4 separate regions of the Mus musculus genome follow, and regions 1, 2 and 4 are each linked to region 3. The links are chromatin loops, found by intact Hi-C in ENCODE. Cell type or tissue: left cerebral cortex. All regions are shown on one strand. Region 1 has its middle 110 kb from the start of Trpm3. Region 2 overlaps Trpm3 (transient receptor potential cation channel, subfamily M, member 3). Region 3 holds the start of Trpm3 (transient receptor potential cation channel, subfamily M, member 3). Region 4 overlaps Trpm3 (transient receptor potential cation channel, subfamily M, member 3).

Region 1 (5,000 bases), 110 kb after region 3:
GAGTTCAGGCTCTGATGGAAATCAAATTACCCCACCACTGTGTGACCCAGAAATGAGTATCCAAGCAACGCCAGGCAAAGGGAACAGAGGGTGTTTACTTCTGGGGCCTTTGGGTGGAGTTAGATGTCTTTTATTCTTTTGGACAGTCTAGTATCTAAGCACAACTGCTAGACACACAAAATGAACTAGTGGCCATGAAGAGACAAGCCGGAGGACAGAGCTAACAGATGGGAAGGTAGAAGGGGAAGTCAGAAAGGTTAGTCCTTAGCTTGTGTGCTAACCAACCTGTGACCATCCGATGTCACCTCATCCCCTCATCCCTTTGCATTCTAATTAGCTGAGCATTTGTTTCTTTACACTGTTGTTTGCCAGAATCCGATCTTAACTGATTCAAAGGTGCAGCGAGGTAATATCAAGCCTGCTTTCCAGCCAACCATGACTTGGTTCTATACTGTCATCTTGACTTTCCCATTCAACCTTAACACTCACAGAGAGCCTTGTCGTGTCAGTCACATGTTACGCCCAGTTACTGCCACACACTTAAAAAGCCTGCCGTGGCGGCGAGCCTCCCAAGGATTGACATTTTGGAAGGACTCTCAAGATTTTAAGCACACACTTGGTGCGTTTTGAAAGCAGAAGCTTTGAAAGAATGCCTTAGCCAAAAAAAAAAAAAAAAAAAAAAAAAAATTACAAAGAAAAACCACTTGAGGCTCTACAGATAAAGAATTCATGCAAGGATGGATGAAGGAGGGGCTCACAGGTACCTCTCACCTCCTCTGCTGAGTAGCTATTTGTAGTCAGTGGTTTCTGGGAGGGAAGGAATCCTTTTCCTTTGGGAATGTGTGCACTGGTAGGGTGCCCATGCCACAGTGGATGACCCATCCACCCACCCACATACAGGTAGCACTGATTTGATTTCAGGTTATACCTGGGAAGAGGAGAGGTTGGGGTGGGCCAGGGGAAGTTTGAGGGGGCACACTGGATATAATCAGAATACAATGTCTCCATGTATGAAATTCCCAAAGAATAGATTTAAAATATTGTGTTAAAAGTTTCTCCCACAGGAAAGTAGACGTAACTCAGAACAGCTCGTCTCTAATGGGTTTTAAGCCATCTATGACTTGCTGCCTTACAGAAGGTGCTAAAAGCAGTACCCCATGCGGAATGAATTCTCTGACTTGAAAGCTCTCTCAGCAGTTGCTTGCTTCCCAGGCTGAGCAATCCCAGGCTAGCTCACCGGGAACACTTTCTGCACACTCTGAAAGAACAATACCTAAAGGTACAATCACTTAAACCTTTCTCTTATAAGTGCCCACCCCAAATTTGAATAGGATCAAAGTAAGCTAGTGAGGATACCAGTAAACTCAGAAGAGAAGTTACGACTCTCTTAAGAAGTACAAAACCAATTGTAAAACACTAATTCGCCTGCATTATTCCAATCATTCCAAATTATCAATTACTTGGGAGCACTAATGTGATTGTAGATGTATTCCCCGAGAATCTTTAAAAGTGATAAACAGTGAAAGTATAAACAGCCATGTGTTTTACTACAGCTAATACAATTTGAAGGTCCCCTATGTGAAATTATAATATAATCCAACAACATGATGCTACTTAAAAAACTAACAATAAAGCCTTAAGAGAAAGACATCACACATATCCACCCCCAATAAATATTTTATTACTATATATCCATACAGTCTTTTCATTGACTTTAAAGACTTTTACATAGACTTTTATTTTCTTTAAACATAGACTTTTTCTTTTGGTCTAAAAATATAGCTTAATTAGAATGAAAAAAATCATGATTAATATGCTTCCATGAGTTGGTCCGAACATCATCTCATTAAAAACATTATACATAACTGGAATTGGGTTTGGGGGCGGGGGTAGAAGGCTGCCATGAGACAAGGACAACTGCAGAATAGAACACAATGAAGACAGGGACCTAGAAGAAAACCAGGAGTCGCTTGCTTTTGAAAACAATGGAGCAATGCCATCAAGTGGCTGATGAAAGAATTCCTCAACGGAGGAGGGGATTTATTGGACACTGCCATCTGGTGGCTACAGTGGGGGATTATTTTTAGACTTCAGTGTTAACAATCAAGTATTTGTTTCATGTGGTCATTAATTTAAGGCTCGAAAGGTCCTCATTGCCATTAACAGAGTAAAAAGTATTAACTTTTATAATAAAGCTTAAAGTGATGGCAGAATCATAGGCAGTTCTAGCAATGCACAATCAGTCACATTCCATAGGAAAAAAAACAGCTTGGAAAACAGTTTATCTAGCTTAAGAAATAATTTGGTAAATCTCTTATGTAAAAAGATCAAAATAGGAAGATATTTAACCTTATACTATATATTTTACAATGAAATCACCAAATATTTACTTTTCCTTTCCACATCTATCAGCAATCTAATGTTTTGTTTTGTTTGTTATTTTTAACCCAAATCAGAGCTGAGCAATCCTGTAATAGATTAGCTCGTTTATTTCTACCTTCAAAAATGTTACTGAAGCTATTTTTTGAATTGGGTAACTGTCCGGACACTTAACAGACCATAATGAACAGAACAGTCTTAGTCCGTGTCATTAAGTTCTTGGCTTGGATGTCCAAATGTAGAAGACCAGTTATGTCCTGGGTAAATGTATATCAACAGACAGGACCATGGCTTTGTCACACGCACACATTCCCATGGGACTGAAGTATTAAATGTCCACCTTAGCTTTCTCTCCCAGATGTTTATGGCCCGATGACTGCTCCCACACTGAGATAACTCCTACAGATTAGCTAAACCTGTGTCTCTGTTAGTGTTTTGCAGTAACTGTGCCTCCTGTTCAAGGTTGAACTGTCTTCAGTAAACCCAGTGAACTTCCAAAGCGCCGAGGTTTCCCCAGCAGAGTGTACAGATCCAAGCCTTTGTATATGTCTCTTCATTCCTTCATCACCCCGCTTAGCTCATGGAGCTATGTTGGCTACAGCAGACTCATTTCTATCACCTTGCACAAAAACCAACTCCAAATGGATGGACGGCCTGAATGTGAAACCTAAACTGTGAAAACTGATGGAAGGAAAACATGGGCAGTACCGCATAAGGTATAGGCAGGACCCCACATGGTATAGGCAGGAACCCACAGGGTATAATCAGGACCCCACCGGGTATAGGCAGTGCCACACATGGTATAGGCAGGACCCCACATGGTACAGGCAAGACCCCACAGAGTATAGGCAGTGCAACACATGATATAGGCACTGCAACACATGTTATAGGCAGTGACCTACATGGTATAGGCAGTGTCCCACATGGTTTGAGTAGGAAAGGACTTTCTGAACAGGACTCCACTTGCACATGAATTGAGGCCAACAATTGACAAATGAGACCTCATAAAACTGAAAAACCTCTGCACAGCTAAAGAAATGATTGTGTAGAGAGAAAGCCCACGGAATGAGAGAACATCTTTGCCAGTTACACATTTAACAGAATGTTAATAAGGAAGTTAATAATATGTAAAGAATTCAAAAAACAAAGAGTCCAACAACAACAAGAGAATGGCCCATTCATAAAATGGGCTTAGGACCTGAGCAGAGAGTTATCAAACTAAGATAACAAAATAGCAAACAAAACAAAACAAAACAAAGCACACACACACACACACACACACACACACACACACAACCACCTCAAAACACATTCATGGTCCCTAGTAAATAGGGAAATGCAAATCACAACACATTTGAGATTCTATTGCATCTTAGCAGAAGGGCCAAGATCTGCAGAAGCACTGACTACAAACGCCTGAGGGGGATGCACAACGGGCGCCTTCATTCACTGCTGGTGGGATCACAAAGTGGTGCAGCCACTGTGGAAGCCAGTGTGGAGAATCCTCCAAAAGCTAAAAATGAAATTACCGATCGAGCTATGCTACTCTTTGGCGTATGCCCCAAGGACCTGACACTCTGCAGGTGCTTGCTGAGCCATGCTCTCTGCTGCTTTCTAGACCTGGGAAATATAAAGAATTTCACTGTCCATCAGCCAGCAAATGGCTAATGAAAATGCAGTCAATGTATAGCTCAGAATACTAGTCAGCTGTAGAGAAAGATGAAATTATGAAATTTGCAGGTAAATTGACAGAGTTAGGAAAGATCCTACTGAGTGAGGTAGTCCAGACCCAGGACAAATGCCACATGTTCTAGATCATCTGCAGTTTCTAGTCCTAAATCTTCAGGGTTAGTACATAACCAGGAGTACCTGCAGAAACCAGGAAAGTAAAAGGCTCCAATGGGGGTGGAGGAAAATGAGAAATAAAGAAGTGGATGGGAGGGAACAAGGGATTTGAGGAGCAAAATAGGAAAAAACAGGGAGTCTTAGATTGGGGAGGGAAAAGGGAGAAAAGTATAGAAAAAGGGCAAAGAATGATAAAGTAACAATAATTCTCTGAAAAACTCAAAGGATGGATCATATTATTATGTGTCTACCTAAATTTACATAGAATATATATGTCTGTGTATACATATACAGAATAAAACAAAATTCTCATTTGGATTGATAATGCTCCCTGAAAGAATCATCAATTACCTAGTAAAATCCCAATACCAGGTGTGAGGGACCCCCCCCCCTTTTGAGTTGTTGGGCACAGTTGTCCAAGAGGTTCCCCAAATCTAGGCTATTGCTGCTGCCCTGGGTTGCCTTCAGAGGCTGAAGTTGAGACCCTAATGCTGAAGACACTTTGGAAACAGTACACAGAGGATTTCAGCTGGTTCAACCTGAAGGCCTCTTTCCTGAGGACTTGCTTTCATGGAACCAGAAGGAGCCATGCAAGTTTCCAAGGGAAGGGGAGCAACCACTGCTCTGACCCAGGTGTTCTGCCCAAAACAACCACATGCGAGTGCAGTGGAGGCACTCATGGTCTTGTAACCAGCAGCTCTCTCATTGGACCAAAGTCCTGAACAACGAGAGGGAAATCCCACCTGGTCCTGGACACCTAGCCAACTACCTAGAGC
Region 2 (5,000 bases), 180 kb before region 3:
GCAAAGTCACAGGCATATGAACAACTGCATGATTCTTCCACACAGCTATTCAGGTCTTTGGAGCCAAAGTCACTTGATAAACCAATGGTGGGATGCTTTTCTAGTATTTGATAGGTCCTAGGTTCAACCCCATGGACACATACACCCTACACGCACCAAAGTCAAACATGCATATTTTTTATCTATTCTATCTTCTTTCTTCCATTCATCTGTTCATTTACTCATTCATTCATTCATTCATTCGTTCACATTGACTGCAGTACTAGGAGTTAAACTCAGGACATTGTGTGTTAGGTAAGTATTGCCATGAAGTTATACCCCTATTGCTATTTCACACATCTAAATCTTAGCATTGACATCATTGTATATTAATATTAACGCTTACAAATAATTAAATCTATCCTTTCTGTTAAGGACGGAGATGAGTACTACAAAGCTTCATTAATGTTCTATTACGGAGGTGTTATGTTGTAAATTGTTGAATTCTTAAACAGTAGTTGATGCCCTAGAATCCAACTGTGTGGCTCTGTGTGCTTGTAACGCTAAGTGACCTATATGCAAGTATCTTCAATCTCAAGTTATAGCCTCACACAGTTCAGGAAAGGCAAGGTCAGTTTCTAAGAAATCTACTCAACACAAGCAAAGCCTTGTTCCAGACTGTTTTGTTAAGATGTGGGCTTGAAAAAAACCAAGAAAACCAGAGTAAAAGAAAGCAGTTGAGGGAAAAATGTGAACAGTGCACGTACTCCTGTTTGCTCAATGTACTTGTTCAAGGGTAAAAGTGCAGATGAGTTCATACACAGAGGGCCTGACATGGACATACAAGCCATGCATTGCTTAGAGGAGCAAAATATTGTCTTCCCCAAAGTGACTTTTTGGTTTTGAAAGATTATGGGACTTTCACTCTTACCATTGTGAGGTATTTAAGAGTCACAGTCATCAGTGGCACTTTGGACAGCTTTCAGACTTGATAGATTCTCGTGATCCATAAGTTTCTGGCACTATGGGATGGTCCCAGTAGTAAGTTCGTTTACATGTATTGGTCTGAATTGAAATATATGACCTGCATTTAGAGAAAGCACCAAAGTGCCTTCCTGTTTTCTGAATGCATTTTAGAAACAATAATCAAAATATGCAGTGGAAAAGTACATTTAACAACAGTGTGCTCAGAGGCTTCTCAAGGAAAATATCTCCACAGTTACAATGTCTGAATCACTTCAGAAATGTGAGCTCTGGGTCGCTGAACTGGTTAGACACAAAGATCCTGCAACCTCAAAAAACCAAAAACCAAAAACCAAACCAAACAACCAAACAACCAACCAAACAAACAAACAAAAATGGGGCGGGGGGGGGGAGGAGAGCAATAGAGTGAAGTTTGAAGAAAACATTTCATGTGAAAAAGAAAGGGATTGATCACTGTCCCCGACCTTTGTTCTCTACACCATTATTCTCTTGAAGCATAGAAGAATGATGAGGGAAAACTGGAAAAATGAGATTCCTAGAGAAATGGTCTTCTCTCTAAATGACAGCTTTTTAAATATTTCACCCATATCATTTGTACTGGTAGAAAACTTTAAAGTCAAAGTTTCATAATCAGTCTTAAAGTTTGCCTACCACAGATGTATATTGCAGGAATAATAAGCACATGCCTAAAGTTCTCTTTGTAAGCTCAGTCCTAGGGAATTATGCAACCAAACAATTGAATTCTTTGATTTCTCTTACTTCTTCTAAGTACTAACCAGGCCTGAGCCTCCTTAGCGACTATGATCAGATGAGAGGGACACATCAGCATAGTATGACCCTAGATTTCTCTTGCTTCATTAACATGCAGTTGCCAATGCTGTTTCCCTTGGTTGCCCTAAACTACATGTTTAGGATACTTGGTGAGTGTTCCATCTTTCTTCAAATGTATAAGAGTATCAATATGTGCTGAGCCTCAGGCAGATGCAAGAATGACAAGAAAAAAGCACAGCTGTTACATCTCCCTGAACACTCGTGATGGTATGGAAGGAGAACAGGAGAAATTGGCAGAAAAAAAATACCATCTGGTGATTTTTAGATTAGGTCTGGATAAAACAGACGAACCCAGGGTTGCAAGCACTGGTTGCTTTAACTCTCTTCCCATCTTATCATTTCATGAGGGCTAACTCTCTTTCAGAGACCACTGTCTTTTTTTTAGACCAATTGTGAAGGGCATAAAGTGAAAGAGAATGAGAAAGAGCTTGTATACATATGTTCTAATTCCTTCTAGCCTGCCTGCTTCTCTGTTTGCCCTTCTGAAGTGTTTATTGAGTGTCTCTGTCTCTGCACTCAGGGCCTTGCAGCAGTCATTGGAAAGACCTCATATTTCCTGACTGTGTTGAGCTTGCAGACTCACAGTGTAGACAGATAGATAGCACACTCATACCCTTGGATGTGTAATGAAAAGTCTAGGTAAAATGTTGTAAGTAAAGGAAAGGTGGCTGCAGAAAATTCACACAAGGTCTGCGAACTAGACTGACACAAGATTTTAAAAGGTAGATATGAAGAGAAAAAAATCACCCAAAAGATCAATAGATCAGTCATAAAGATTAGTACAAAGGTCCTATAGAAAGAAGTAACACAATCCTCAAAGAAGCCAAGCTGATTTAATAGAGACAGAAGCCAGACATGCAGGGCCTTATGGTCATCGCTTATCGTCTTTGAACTGAACTACATGATGCTTCTGCAGGTGTTCTGGTACCAGAAGATGACTGTGTCACACTGGGGCCATAGAGAGTAGTAATAGTAGTATTACACATAATATCATGGGAAAGATAAGAAGATCATTTAACTCTGAGGAGCCCTAAGTAGCCAAGACATACCTTAGTTCAGATAGATAAAAGAAGAGATATGGAGAAGTCAATGGATTTTAGATATATTTCAGAGGTCAGATAAGGATGTGCTTGTCTCGACATGTGAGGCACAAAGGGGAAAGTAGTTTGGTGAAGGAGAGATTCTTCTATAACCATCAGGGTGAGTATCACTCCAGGCACTGAGACAGATAAAGCTGGGAGAGACAGATTTGGCTGCACCATTCTATGCTCACTACACTTGCCAATCATTTGAGGCATTAGAGTGGATATATTTACTAGACAGTTGGGTGTAGGGCATGGAAACACACAAGAGATAAATTGGGTGATCATTGGTTTACACATAGGACGTGAATTGTTGGTGCCTGTGAGTGGAGCTACAGCTAGAATAAAGGGTACACATAGAAGAGGGGCTGTGACTAGGTGGGGACTTAAAATTCTAGCATTTAATAGTTGTTCTTAGAAGGAAGTTTGGTGTCTTGAAAAGATAGAAAGGAAGCCAAGAGGTTTTAGAAAATAGAAGGAAGCATTGACGGGGAGAGGCAAAGATCAGTGACACAAGGTTCAGGCTAAATGTTATCTATGAAGGCTAGAGGAGCCAGTCAGAAAGGCTTTCGGGAAGAGAAAGACAAGGCAGAGAAAGAGAAAGAGACCAAGAGTTGTCAAGAATCTAAAGTTCTCTTACAAAGCAAAAGGCAGAAAGAGGTTGCTATGTTTTGAATTTGGTTTTTACTCAGGGAAACAAGGCTCAATTCCTCCATGAGGTAGTAATGAGATGTGGGATGGAATGGGATGTGTTAAGATTGAAGGGATGAAGGAGGCCTATTAAATGTACTCAGGGGATTAGGCTAGCTGCCCTAGAAGCACAGCCCCCTTCCTTCTCTTCTGAGAGAACATACCCTCGCCCTCCTCAGCTTTCCACCACGCGCTGAAAAAGCATCTGGACTTCATTTGAGGCCAAGCAGATACAAAGGTCCAATCTTGAACCTTGTGGCTTCTAGAACTATGAACGACAGGGAACCTGTGTTTTCTATATGTTATCCAGTCTTGTGAACTTTCTGTTACAGCCGTAGAAAATAGACTTGGCCAGGGTAAAAGCAGAAGAGGCATGTCCCTCAGTAACTCACGTTTCTTTTAATAGTTTTTTTTTTTTTGACTCTGAGTGAAGTTGGACACTAAGCACCAAAGAAAAGGACTAGAGTTAAGAAAGAAGTAGAGATGGAGGAGTGAAAGGAAATGCATAGTCCATAGCCTTTGATTTCTGAGCAGGATGAAAGGGTAGGATTTATAACCCAGGGACAGGACTGGACTTGGATAAAACGGAGGGTATTCCTGTGGTAGAAAGAAAAAGAGAGTAGAGTCAAACTAAGGCAGGGTTTAGGGTGGTAGTGGAAGGCTAAGAAAGTTACCCACGTGGATGCTTTACTCTTAAGGCATAGTGCTCATCACTGTGATCTGATCTAGACTTATTCTGCATATGTGTGCCAAGCCCAAGACATTGTCTGAATTCAATCTACCAGGAAGTGATAGTTAATGTAGGGCAGTGATTCCCAACCTTGGGTCATGATGTCTTTGGAGATTAATGGACCCTTTCACATGGGTCACCTAAGACCATAGGAAAATGCAGATGTTTATAATTCATAGCAGTAGCAAAATTACAGTTATGAAGTAGCAATGAAAATAATTTTATGGTTGGGGGTCACCACAACATGAGGAAATTTATTGAAAGACTGTAACATTATGAATCACTGGCGTACGGTAAAAGCCTGAGCTCACTTTATGGATTTTGAAAATCTACCAATCCCTGAGCTTGAAAACCCACCAATCCTTAGGCTCAGGACTTAAAATCTCACTAATCCCCACTCTGGAAAACTCTGCTCCCAAGAAACCCTATATAGAGCCTGCCTCCTGCTCAGTTCTTTGCTGCTTCTTGGCTGAGGAGAGGCACTCACTCTCTTGTGTCTTTCCCAATAATATGTTATATGTTATGTTTTGATGTGTGTGTGTGTGTGTGTGTGTGTGTGTGTGTGTGCGCGCGTGCGCACTCCATATGACTTTATGGTATTCCTTGGCTGCAGACGGCCAGGATACTTTTCTTTTGAGAGCTGCAACTCTTCCGTTGTGGAGACCCTTCCCTTCAGAGCTATAACACTTACAGCTAATTGGCCC
Region 3 (5,000 bases):
CATCCTCCCTCAATGCAAAGTGACCAAAGTCTTTAGAGTTATACGCATCATATTCTCTTCATTAATGAATTGGCATAAATGTTTTTATTCAAAGAGGGCTACATAGCTATTCCCTTTGCTCCAATGCAACCCATTTTTCAGAAGCCTTCCCTTCAAAAAGCTTGCCAAAACTTCACTTCTAAGAAAACCCTTTTGCTCTAAAAATAATCTTCAAACTCAACACAAGTTACCAAAATAAAATCTCCTAAATAAAACAATGGCAGAGACAGACCTGATAATGAATATGAAATATGCTAAGAACATTCTGTCACTGGCACTAAATTCACTTGTGTGTGTGTATGATTAATGGTACGATGAAGTCTTGAACTACATAAGAAGGAAGCAAGCTCCGGCAGAGCAGAAGTCGCCTGGAAAGGGTCCCATCTGTGAGGCGTCCATTTCAAAGCAGGCACCGCCTTTTGGCTATCATTACCCTATTCCAATCCAGACATTCATTTCCAAGTGTTATTTCCAAGTGAAGCTCCAAATTCAGAGTGAGAGTCAGTGGGCATGTTCAAAATTTGTTTTGGGGGTGGACAAAACAACACAATGACATGTTTTCAGAAGGAATAATACATCCATTCCAACACTTGCTGGGTTTATTCATGTGTTAGGGCTGCTGTCTCCCTCTTATTCAATAGAAACCCATTTCTATCAGGACATTTGTGTGTGTGTGTGAAGCCATTTCTGACTATCCATACAGTATCAAAATAAGTTAGCAAAAATAAATAAATAAAAATACCCAATACACTTTTCAAGAAGAGGAATAAGAAGAGAAATCAGCTTGAACCAAGACTGTTGGAAGTGATCTGCGTTTAGCTAAATCTAATCAGGCCGTAAGGCCCCGCACTGCATTTCCTGATAAGTCCCAAGGCATCAGAGAGGGCAGAGAACTTCAAGACAGTTGAAAGAGGACCAAAATTTACCTGTTGAATGGGAGAATTGGCCTTGTTAAGCCAAAGGTTTCATTACATCTGGATATTCAGATAAGCCATACATCAAATTAACATGGTGATGACAGTGGGGTTGGGAGGGGGAGTGGAGTCTAAGTCAAAAAGATGACAAAGTAAAAAGTAAGCAATCAACTGCAAGGAAAAACATTATTAAATATTTAATGTTTAGCCTGAGACAAGAAGAACACTTACCAAAGATGCAAATTATTACTCATGAGCTTTCAGTTTTGACTTGAAAGACACAAGCAGCGGGAGAATGCATAGGTACTAAACAGAGCAAAAGTGGGGCACCAATCACCCAGAGGGGGAAACACACACCACGGTGTTCATGTAGATGACATGTTTGCCCATATTCAAAAGCAGCTGGATGGTGTAGTGGTGAGCACAGGTACCCTCCAAATACCTTCGTGCCTAAATAGTGCTTAAAGGATGTGGCATCCATTTATTTTCCTTGTACAATTTTGAAATGTGCTTGCTCTCTAAAGTCTCATGGGGTAGTTACACTCTCAAATGCACAGATGTCATTTAGGGAGAAAGTTCTCTAATAAAACGCATCCCCTCTTTCAGATCCTGCAATCAGCAAAAGGAGGCTTACTAATGTTCTTTATTAGATGGAGGGTTATCAAGAACCACATTAGTGAGTGGAATAATGGAAGGGTGAAGTTAGATGAAAACATAAGCTCTGGTCTCCTGGCCATAGTCTCTCTCTCTCTCTCTCTCTCTCTCTCTCTCTCTGTATGTGTGTGTGTGTGTGTCTCTGTATGTGTCTGTGTGTTTGTGTGTTCAATTTTAAAGGATGACAGAGTTCTTCTAAAAATAAGTCATCTATCTCAAATACAAACTTCTCTCCTGGCTTTGTGAAGTGTATATTAATAACAGTTTCTATTTTTAAAAATGAGCACTAATTAATAATACATTGAGAATGCATTAATAATATATACATATAACTGTTAAGATGAGTTAAAAAGCATCACTTTGGGGTCAAGCCAGTGAACAGCATTAACTGAAAAGGTAGTTCTTATTACACATGGGCTCACAAAACTTCACTTTTTTAGTCATAGTGAATTTGCCAAAACATTCTTTTCCCTAGTCTTGATTGACTACTAAATCTGGAGGGAAATTCACATTCATTTGTTAATCCTCTGGCCTCATTCTTTTTCACGCTTCATTACACATGTTGCTCCAATACAGCAAAAACACCCATAAGTGTAGAAATTTCAACCACTCCCTATGCCCTCAAATGTTCTCCTTTCCAAATATCCCTTAGGAAGCAAGTCATTGCCATGACAACCATAAGATGAGGTTTGAAGGGCACTTGGGGGCACACTTTGTGAAAGTTAATACCAGTTTGTGTTTAACAGGGTCAGGGAAACTCAGACAATGGGTCATATTTGGTAACGAGACACCACTTAGCTATTTAGAATTATCTGATCTGTCCACATCAAACCTAACCAGAATACCACCTCCCCCCCCCCCCCCAAAAAAAAAGGAGTGATTTATTCAGGGCTAATCCATCATTCCTCTGTTGCAGCCAGTTCCCTCTATGGTCACTAGTAATTAAATCAGAAGATCATATATAATAGGAAAAGGAGAATTAAGGACTTGTCTTGCCTGGCAAACTTTAATGTGGAACATTCCGTTATGCTCTCCCACCCCCACCCCCAAAGGTTAGCACGTTTTTCTTTTCTAAGCAATATTTCTCCTCCACGCCTTCACACTTTGTGTCCTTCCCTGTCAGGCAGAGGATGAAGGTAGATTCCCAAGGAGTTGTGAGGACTTTTTCAGCATCTTTAATACATTTGCTTCCAGAAACAGGAGCACTGTGGACACAACTAGCAACTGCAGCTCAGGTGTAGTAGGAATCTTTTGTGTAACTCAGAGCTAGATACGGCTTCCTTCCACGGATGCGAAACAATACTTTTCCACACTGACTCCAGTCCAGTGACCAAGAGATAGAAATGACCGTGCCTTTAAAAAGTCACTATGGGATAAGGTCCATTCTTCCTTTGTCTCTACCTGACTGACCACCTAGCCAGGGAGCTTTTAAAATAAGGAGGAGAATCCTTTGTTCTCTCAGGTTCCATTTAAGGGAAAGTGGGTCGAAGGGCTTCCCCAGGGAAAGAAAATGAGCTCTGGAGCCAAATGCAGAAGAGGAAGCGATTTCATGCCCACTATTATTCTCATCCTTCCAAATAAGAGAATCCATTGTTTGGCGGACTAATGGTTAAGAAAGGTGGGGATGCGCACAGGTAGCCCCATCCCTGAGACCGTATCTAATTCCCTAGTGTGGCTCAGGCTATCCTCCAGGCTGCGTGGGGGTGGGGGTGGGGTAGGGGTGTTGGGAACTCTCTCTAGCCATGGGTAATACAAGCCAGAACTGCATGCATTCTCACGCCCCAGAACTGGCGTCCCAGCCCAAGTGCGAAGTTGGGCGTTTCAACCTGAAAAGCAGAGTAAGAGCCATTCAAAGCAGCAAGTTACAGTACCTTGAGAAGTCTGACAGATGGGAGAAAGGCTGCGTGGCATAGCTTCCGGATGGTCCAATTTAGGGGTCGAGAAGCATCAGTCTGATTCATGACCCCTTCCAAATTCCACCGGGAAGACAAGAAACTGCAAATCTGGGCAGTGCCTAGAAAATAAACGGTCCCCCACGGCCCTGGCATCCCATGGTCATCTCCACACCTGCAAATTCCATTAGGGCAGAGGCTTCCTGGAACTTGGGAGTCTAGTCAAGTGGCGTTTCCTGAGCCCCTGAACCTTCTTAAGAAAGCCACCTCCCCTCTTCCTGCAGCCGTGCTCATGCATACCAAATGTGGCCGAATGGAGGCACGCTGCCTGCTGCTTCGGGGAGGGGGATGCTTGATTTCGAAGGAGAGGGACAGCCTGCACAAAACAGCCTGTGGTCGGAGTCAGAGGAGCCTGCTCCAGAATGCGCGCTCCCTCTCCTGCTCTCCTTCTGCAAACACAGGTCAGGCGTTGGGGGGGAACCCGGGCCATTTGCTTTGCTCTCTTGTTTTGGGGGGGAGCCAGGAGGAGAGCAAAAAGGAACAAAAATGAACCCAGAAGGAGAACTTATACTTTTTTGCACAAAGCATCTTTGAGGGGCTGGAAACTGGCGCAGGGGGAGGGGCTAGGACACCGGGAGGGAGAAGGGATGCCTCTGAATGATAAGATAAATGCTTCCTTTTTGATTTGTGTGACATAATAAATTGAGAGCTATCGTAGAATGGATCTATAGTAAAAGGAGATCCCTGCTGTGTTCTGAAGTCTTTTATTAACTATGATTGACAGTCTGCACCCTGATTGATACAAGCAAGCCCCATGTAGATGATAGATGGTCAGAGGCTTAGTCAAACTCGCACATACACACACAGGGAACAAGGAGTTACTCCTGTCACAGAAAGCTGTGCAAAAGAAGACGTTTGTGGCTTACCCTTTCAACAATAGTTGTTTCTATATTGGGGGATATTCCCACAAGATAGACCTTCTCTGCAACAAACTTTAACCCTTAAAGTGCCCTACAGGGTACTGTCCACAAAAAATGGTTTCCTTGAGTGTCCCCCTCTTCTCAATAATTTTTGAAGGAGGCTTTACAAAAGTGTGGCTCCATTGGAGCCAACAGTTTTTAAAGCTCCCATGGTGAAAGGGAACATGAGGGAACTTTTCCATTTAAAGGCAGAATTTGGCCAGTTTCACTTAAAGCAGGGAAGCTCAGGAGGGCTGGGTTAGGGCTGGGGGTGGCCCTTTCACACCTCTTATTTGAACTACCCACTCTCCCCAGACATTAAAGTTTAGTAGTATCACTGACAAAAGACTCTGCCCAGGAGACTCCCCACACCCTTGCCCTTCAAGTGTTTCTGGGGTACTTAAAATTTCCACCTTATTTCCTTTCCAGTGACTGTAGAGATTTTTCATTTTTAATTAACTAGAAGAAATGGGTAACAGACCCCTCCCCTTTCCACTCCTGAGACTACTGTGTATTCTGGGATAAAATCCAGAGGGGTTAGA
Region 4 (5,000 bases), 180 kb before region 3:
TCTATTAGGTCTGAATCTCATGATGGGAAATGTCCCTTCTGAATAGGTTTATAGCTCCCATACTTGATCAGATGTCCCTAGGATTGTTGGAAGATTTTCTTCATGAGAGCAGACATAGAGTGCCTTATGATCTTGAAGTGACTGGAGAAAGTGTGAGGGTTTTGTTTTTTTTTAGGACATTTTGCCCTTCTGAGGTGCTGCTAAATGCTGAAAGTGAGTTTGAAAATAGGGGTCTCAACCTGGGCTTCTGACATTTGGGTCCATAACTCTCTGTGCTGAGACTTTATTAAGTCTTACTAGTTTAATAAACTGAACATACAAATCAAATGGAGACATTGGAGAAACAGCTGTGTGGTTCTTTGTCTGAAGAAAATTTGGGGGAAGTAGAATCTCACATTTGAAAAAAAAAAACAAAGCAAAAACAGCCCACTCCTTTAAAAGAAAACTATGCACAAGTAGAAAAAAATATTTCTACAAATGATAAACTACGGTGCCTGTCTATGGACAATAGGGTGGATGTTGTAGGTTGTTTGACTTTGCTGGAATTTCTTGATTATGAATTTGAACCAACTTAAGATGATGAAAAAAGGAGCCTGGGAAACCTGAAGGAAATGTTTGTTAAAATAGCAGTACGTCTTCACAGCACTTTCTGCCTTTTTTTCATGGTCACACGCACTCCTACAATGGCACAGGCTTCGTCTTAAGAAGACTCTGGAAGGGGGTAGAGACTGTGAAGGTTGTGGCGCCCACATGAGACTAACAGCAGCCAGGACTGGGTGCCTACTTACTCACCTGTTCCTAGGGCTTATTAATGACATTTAATAGTTTCTAATAACAAATCAGCCTGTGTTACTTGTAGGAAATTATGGAAAGTAGAGCAAATGCCGAAGGTCAACAGTGCCACATATCCTTTCCTGTGAATAATGAGAACCAAGTCTTTCTCACTGTGAAATGGACATGAAGTTAAAATCTTAGCACAAAAGGAAGGGATTGTAGGTCCCTAAGGACATCTGTCATAAATAAAATCTTTGTTCTACCTGTACAGAGGCGTGTATCTCCTTTGAGTTTTTCTTGCCACATGTCAGAGCAACATCCTAAGGATTTCCACTATAAAAGACACTGGGAACTAGTTAGTTGCTCCCCTCCAAAGGCCTGCATTGATTCCTGTAATCAACATATTAGATATAACTAAAGTCTCTGCCTTTATGCGTCTCCTTTCAACCAGTGAGATGATTTTTGCCCCTAGATGTTTGGTAAGGTCTGGAGACATTTTTGGGTTGTCACATCTGGATAAAAAGATGACCATGGCATTTAGTGGGCAGATGTAGAGGTTGTGTCAAGTCCTGCTCAGATGCACAGCCCAGCCCCATAGATACAGCAGAGAATTACAGAGCCCCAGGTCAACACTGTGAACAGTTCATTCTGTGGTCATCACTATCTCTTTTCCTTGTTTGATTCTCCCCCTCCCCAAGCCATAATTACACTGATTATCAGCATTTTTCATAAACCTTACTAAGATGGTACGATTTTCCCACATCATTATTTTTCAAAATGTGACACTTAATGCAGCAGGAGCATCTAGCGCATGATTTAACTGTTCCTCACTAATGATTGCCAGCCCCACTTCCTCAGCATCTGAAGTAACGTTGAAATGAACATTCCTGTTTCTATTTCTCTCAGACTCGTCTTTAGGTGGCTTCCTAGAACTACAATTATTGATTCAAATGAAATGAGCACCTTCTCTTCTCACTCCATAACTTTCGCCATGAGGTTGGGCAGCTTGAGGACCCTGATGCCTGCTCTCCTGTGTACCTGAGTCGAAGGCTGAGATGCTGACATCACCATTGCATCTTATAGCCTGTGTGTGATCTTGAGTCTTTGACCTCCCCTCTCCTAGCTGAAGGTGTGAGGTACCCAACCATGTTCATCTTGTTCTAATAAATACATCTTGACCACTTAGTCTACAAAGTGATTTCTCAAGGCTTATGTCTATGAAGATAGAGCAAGAACAGGGCTTGGCAAATTTCCCTGTCCTGTGAGCGGAACCTACCTTATTGTCACTAAAGTGACCACAATGCCTTCACATGACACATACACAGGTAGCAAAGAGCTTGGGCCCCCAGGTTTACTACACAAACATATTTCCCTGCCTGCGCCTCTCCAGCAGATGGTGCTGTTTTTCCAATGTTTAAACTTACTTCACTGCAAATTATAACTTTTGATTGATTGTGCAGGGCTGCTCAAGGGTCTTTAATGAAGTCTACTTTGCGCTTTGCTAGTATTGAAATTGCTCACAGGCCCCAAATCGAATGGGAAAAATGAGACGGCGTACCTCAAACATAAAACCAGTCTGCTCAGATTGATGAAAACAACGTGTTTGAAAAGTACCGAGGGCAACCAAATGATGAATCACCTCCCCACAGCAATGATGGATTAAATTTAACTTCTTTCCTAGTGACTTAACTTATTTCCTAGTAGCATAGGAGAAAATGGTTTGGGGACGCTGTGAAACTCTGAGATGGGAGTTGAACAGGGTCAGTTACAGAAGACCGTGAATCGTGATAGGGTTTCATATTGTTCTTAGGGCAGATGCCTACAAATCGTGAGTATTCCTAGGTCATGAATTAAATGGCGGGTGTTAGAAGTTACTGATTTTGCCAAACAATTTGCTGTTTGGCTAGAGGAAGAGGTGTAAGAGCTCCTTTTGGCCAGCAGGAGCAGAGATCAGTTCTTCTTGTCCACATGGGTTGCAAGTCCTCTTTAACACAGCTGGGGCTCAGAAGAACTCTTTGCTTTGTTGAGGCAGTGTTTACAATGAGGAAAGTAGGCCAGTCTAACCTTCCTGAGAACAGTGTCAGTCCGGGTGAGGATTCGATTTCAATGAGGTACCTTGTCTTCTATTCATGACCAGGGAAGAAAAGAGTCCTCTTAGAAAAGGAAAAGAACAAATCCAAACAAACAGAAAACAGACCACCCTTAAAATTCAGCCCACAGTCGGCACATCCCAAACACCAGTTACCAAATCCACAGAGAAAATCCATCCAAGTTTCAGAAGAGCAAACACAGTACACAGCCTACTGGCAGTTGGTTGCCAAGGCAATGAGCTATAGTAATTTCTACTCCAACTTTGGAATATGATGGATATGTTGTTACATGTTAGTCAAAGAAACAAACATATATTACAAATTATCTAAGTAAGGAATGCCGAAGTCCAAAGCAGGACAAAACAGTATTTCTCAATTATTTCTAAACATTTCTGGATTAACCCAATTATGGACTATTTTTATATAACCTGGTAATACTAAATATATGAGCCCCTTTTATTTCACACACATACACATGATTGTACATGGACTTGTTTTTTTAAAAAAAAAAATCACAAAGGTAGAGTCTCCCTTGCTGGGCATTTGAATAGAGGCAGGGCGAGAAGCGTTAACATTCTATTTGAGATCCCTTGGTATCTAATGACATCTCAAAAACAAGTCACAACTTATGTAAGCTAACTCCTGCTTTAAGGAAATACAGAGATCATTATCTTTCTTAACCTATACTCCAGTTTTGGCCTTTAATGCTAGAACTTAACAAATCGAATCATGTGTAAACCAGCAGGCATTGCCTTTAGATACCTAACTTGCTCATCTCCACATCAGCTCCATCTGATGGATTTTGTTTTGTTTTGTTTTGCTCCTTGAAGTACATCACATCTGGTGATTGGTTTTACTCCCGGGGATGCTTAGGGTAGACATTTTGAAACTAAATTTTTTTTAAAGCTATCAGTGACTTTATAGATTTGAGATCATAAATGTTCATGTGGCAAAATATATCAGCTAAGACTTACAGTCAGAGAAAACCTTTGCTGACAATGGTTCCCTTGTCAGGCAATAGATTCAATCACAAAGTTTTCAGCTTAAAGGTGAAAATGAACCAGCTCTAAGGGGACTCCATTGCCAGTCATGTGAAAGCTGGTGTGAGAAATCTCCATGACCGTCACAGTTGAAGGGCTCAGTCATATTTGTCAGGGTCTCATACCATAGTTTATTATCGGCATACAGAAATGCTTTCCCATTTATCATCACATTGTATCTGAGAATTCATTGCACTCGGTTCTCTTTTCAAGGGAAGCCAAGAGAACCCGAGAAAAGTTATTTTATGTGTAAGCTTAAGAGACTGCATCTCCCTACATTTTTGTAGGTAATCAAATTTACTTTCATATGATCATACTCTGTATGTAGGAGATAAAAATACATCAAAGCATGGATAAGACACAGTCAGATGTGAGTTGAGTGATGCCAACAAATGCTAGTCACAGCATTGCCTAAGAAACAGTAAAATAGTTTAAACACCCCAGGCAGACTTAAGGACATTGTTGCCTTCCAAGTCAACTTCATTACTTAGAAAAGCAACTTAAGTTAGAAAACTAAGCTTTCTTGTGGAGCAAAAGCAGAAAGTAAGCACACTATACACTTTCTCAGACTGCCTGTTTCCAGTAGGTCCTTTACAGGTCTCTGCTATTTACAAGGTCTTTTTGAACATTGTTCTGTGTTCCTGAAGTATGTTTGTTGGGTCTTGGCACTGTGGAGGGTGTCCCATTTCCTACAAAGGAGAGAGTTGGCAAAGACACAGCCACCTGTCCTGCCAGCGGTGTGATTTATGAGAAAACTATCGGGCAGGAATAATCAACTTGGGTCTCCCTTCCCTGTTGGACAAGGCCATTTCTCAGTGGCTCAGGCTGTTTCCTGCCCATGTTCCACTTTGTTGCAACTTTCTCGTTTTTTTTACCAGTGAAGAGTTTCTAACCCACTTACGAGTGATATCTCTATCTCTCTCTCTCTCTCTCTCTCTCTCTCTCTCTCTCTCTCTCTCTCTCTCTCTCTCTCTCTATCATATATATATATGTATGTATATATATATCATATGATATATATACATACATTTAAAATTAGGAGTGTTCTTGAGACATTTCTTATTTCTAAATCAATGCATGTTCTGCTTGGGCGCAG

What was found. Hi-C counts contacts between places; a loop is a spot of excess contacts. Peaks named below come from ENCODE experiments on the same cell type or tissue, not always from the same donor. Only the 100,000 strongest peaks of a DNase experiment are listed, where the experiment ranks them.
Region 1: it touches region 3 in a loop (9-fold over the local background); 2 of 42 quality-filtered maps call a loop at or near these places.
Region 2: it touches region 3 in a loop (2.1-fold over the local background); 2 of 42 quality-filtered maps call a loop at or near these places.
Region 4: it touches region 3 in a loop (2.4-fold over the local background); 2 of 42 quality-filtered maps call a loop at or near these places.

Annotation. Positions count from the first base shown.
Region 1 is chr19:22,334,660-22,339,659 of GRCm38, reverse strand. It overlaps a transcript of Trpm3 not described here. Among named protein-coding and RNA genes, the nearest start is that of Trpm3, 110 kb to the left of the region's middle. In left cerebral cortex, a CTCF peak has its summit at 2,049 (motif pointing left); a DNase peak (open chromatin) is centred at 2,020.
Region 2 is chr19:22,622,298-22,627,297 of GRCm38, reverse strand. All of the region lies in intron 1 of Trpm3 (transient receptor potential cation channel, subfamily M, member 3), which reads right to left. Among named protein-coding and RNA genes, the nearest start is that of Mir204, 130 kb to the left of the region's middle. In left cerebral cortex, no CTCF peak of the experiment used is centred here; DNase peaks (open chromatin) are centred at 1,966 and 2,329.
Region 3 is chr19:22,446,938-22,451,937 of GRCm38, reverse strand. Trpm3 (transient receptor potential cation channel, subfamily M, member 3) reads right to left here and starts at 3,730. Exons shown (of 26, transcript NM_001362491.1): 1 at 3,479-3,730. The coding sequence starts at 3,655. Gm27151 (predicted gene 27151) reads left to right here and starts at 3,356. Exons shown (of 3, transcript NR_168265.1): 1 at 3,356-3,960. In left cerebral cortex, a CTCF peak has its summit at 2,824; DNase peaks (open chromatin) are centred at 407, 2,948, 3,456 and 3,852; H3K4me3 peaks cover 1,921 bases; H3K27ac peaks cover 1,085 bases.
Region 4 is chr19:22,628,673-22,633,672 of GRCm38, reverse strand. All of the region lies in intron 1 of Trpm3 (transient receptor potential cation channel, subfamily M, member 3), which reads right to left. Among named protein-coding and RNA genes, the nearest start is that of Mir204, 120 kb to the left of the region's middle. In left cerebral cortex, a CTCF peak has its summit at 2,163 (motif pointing right); DNase peaks (open chromatin) are centred at 2,415, 2,839, 3,015, 4,585 and 1 more place.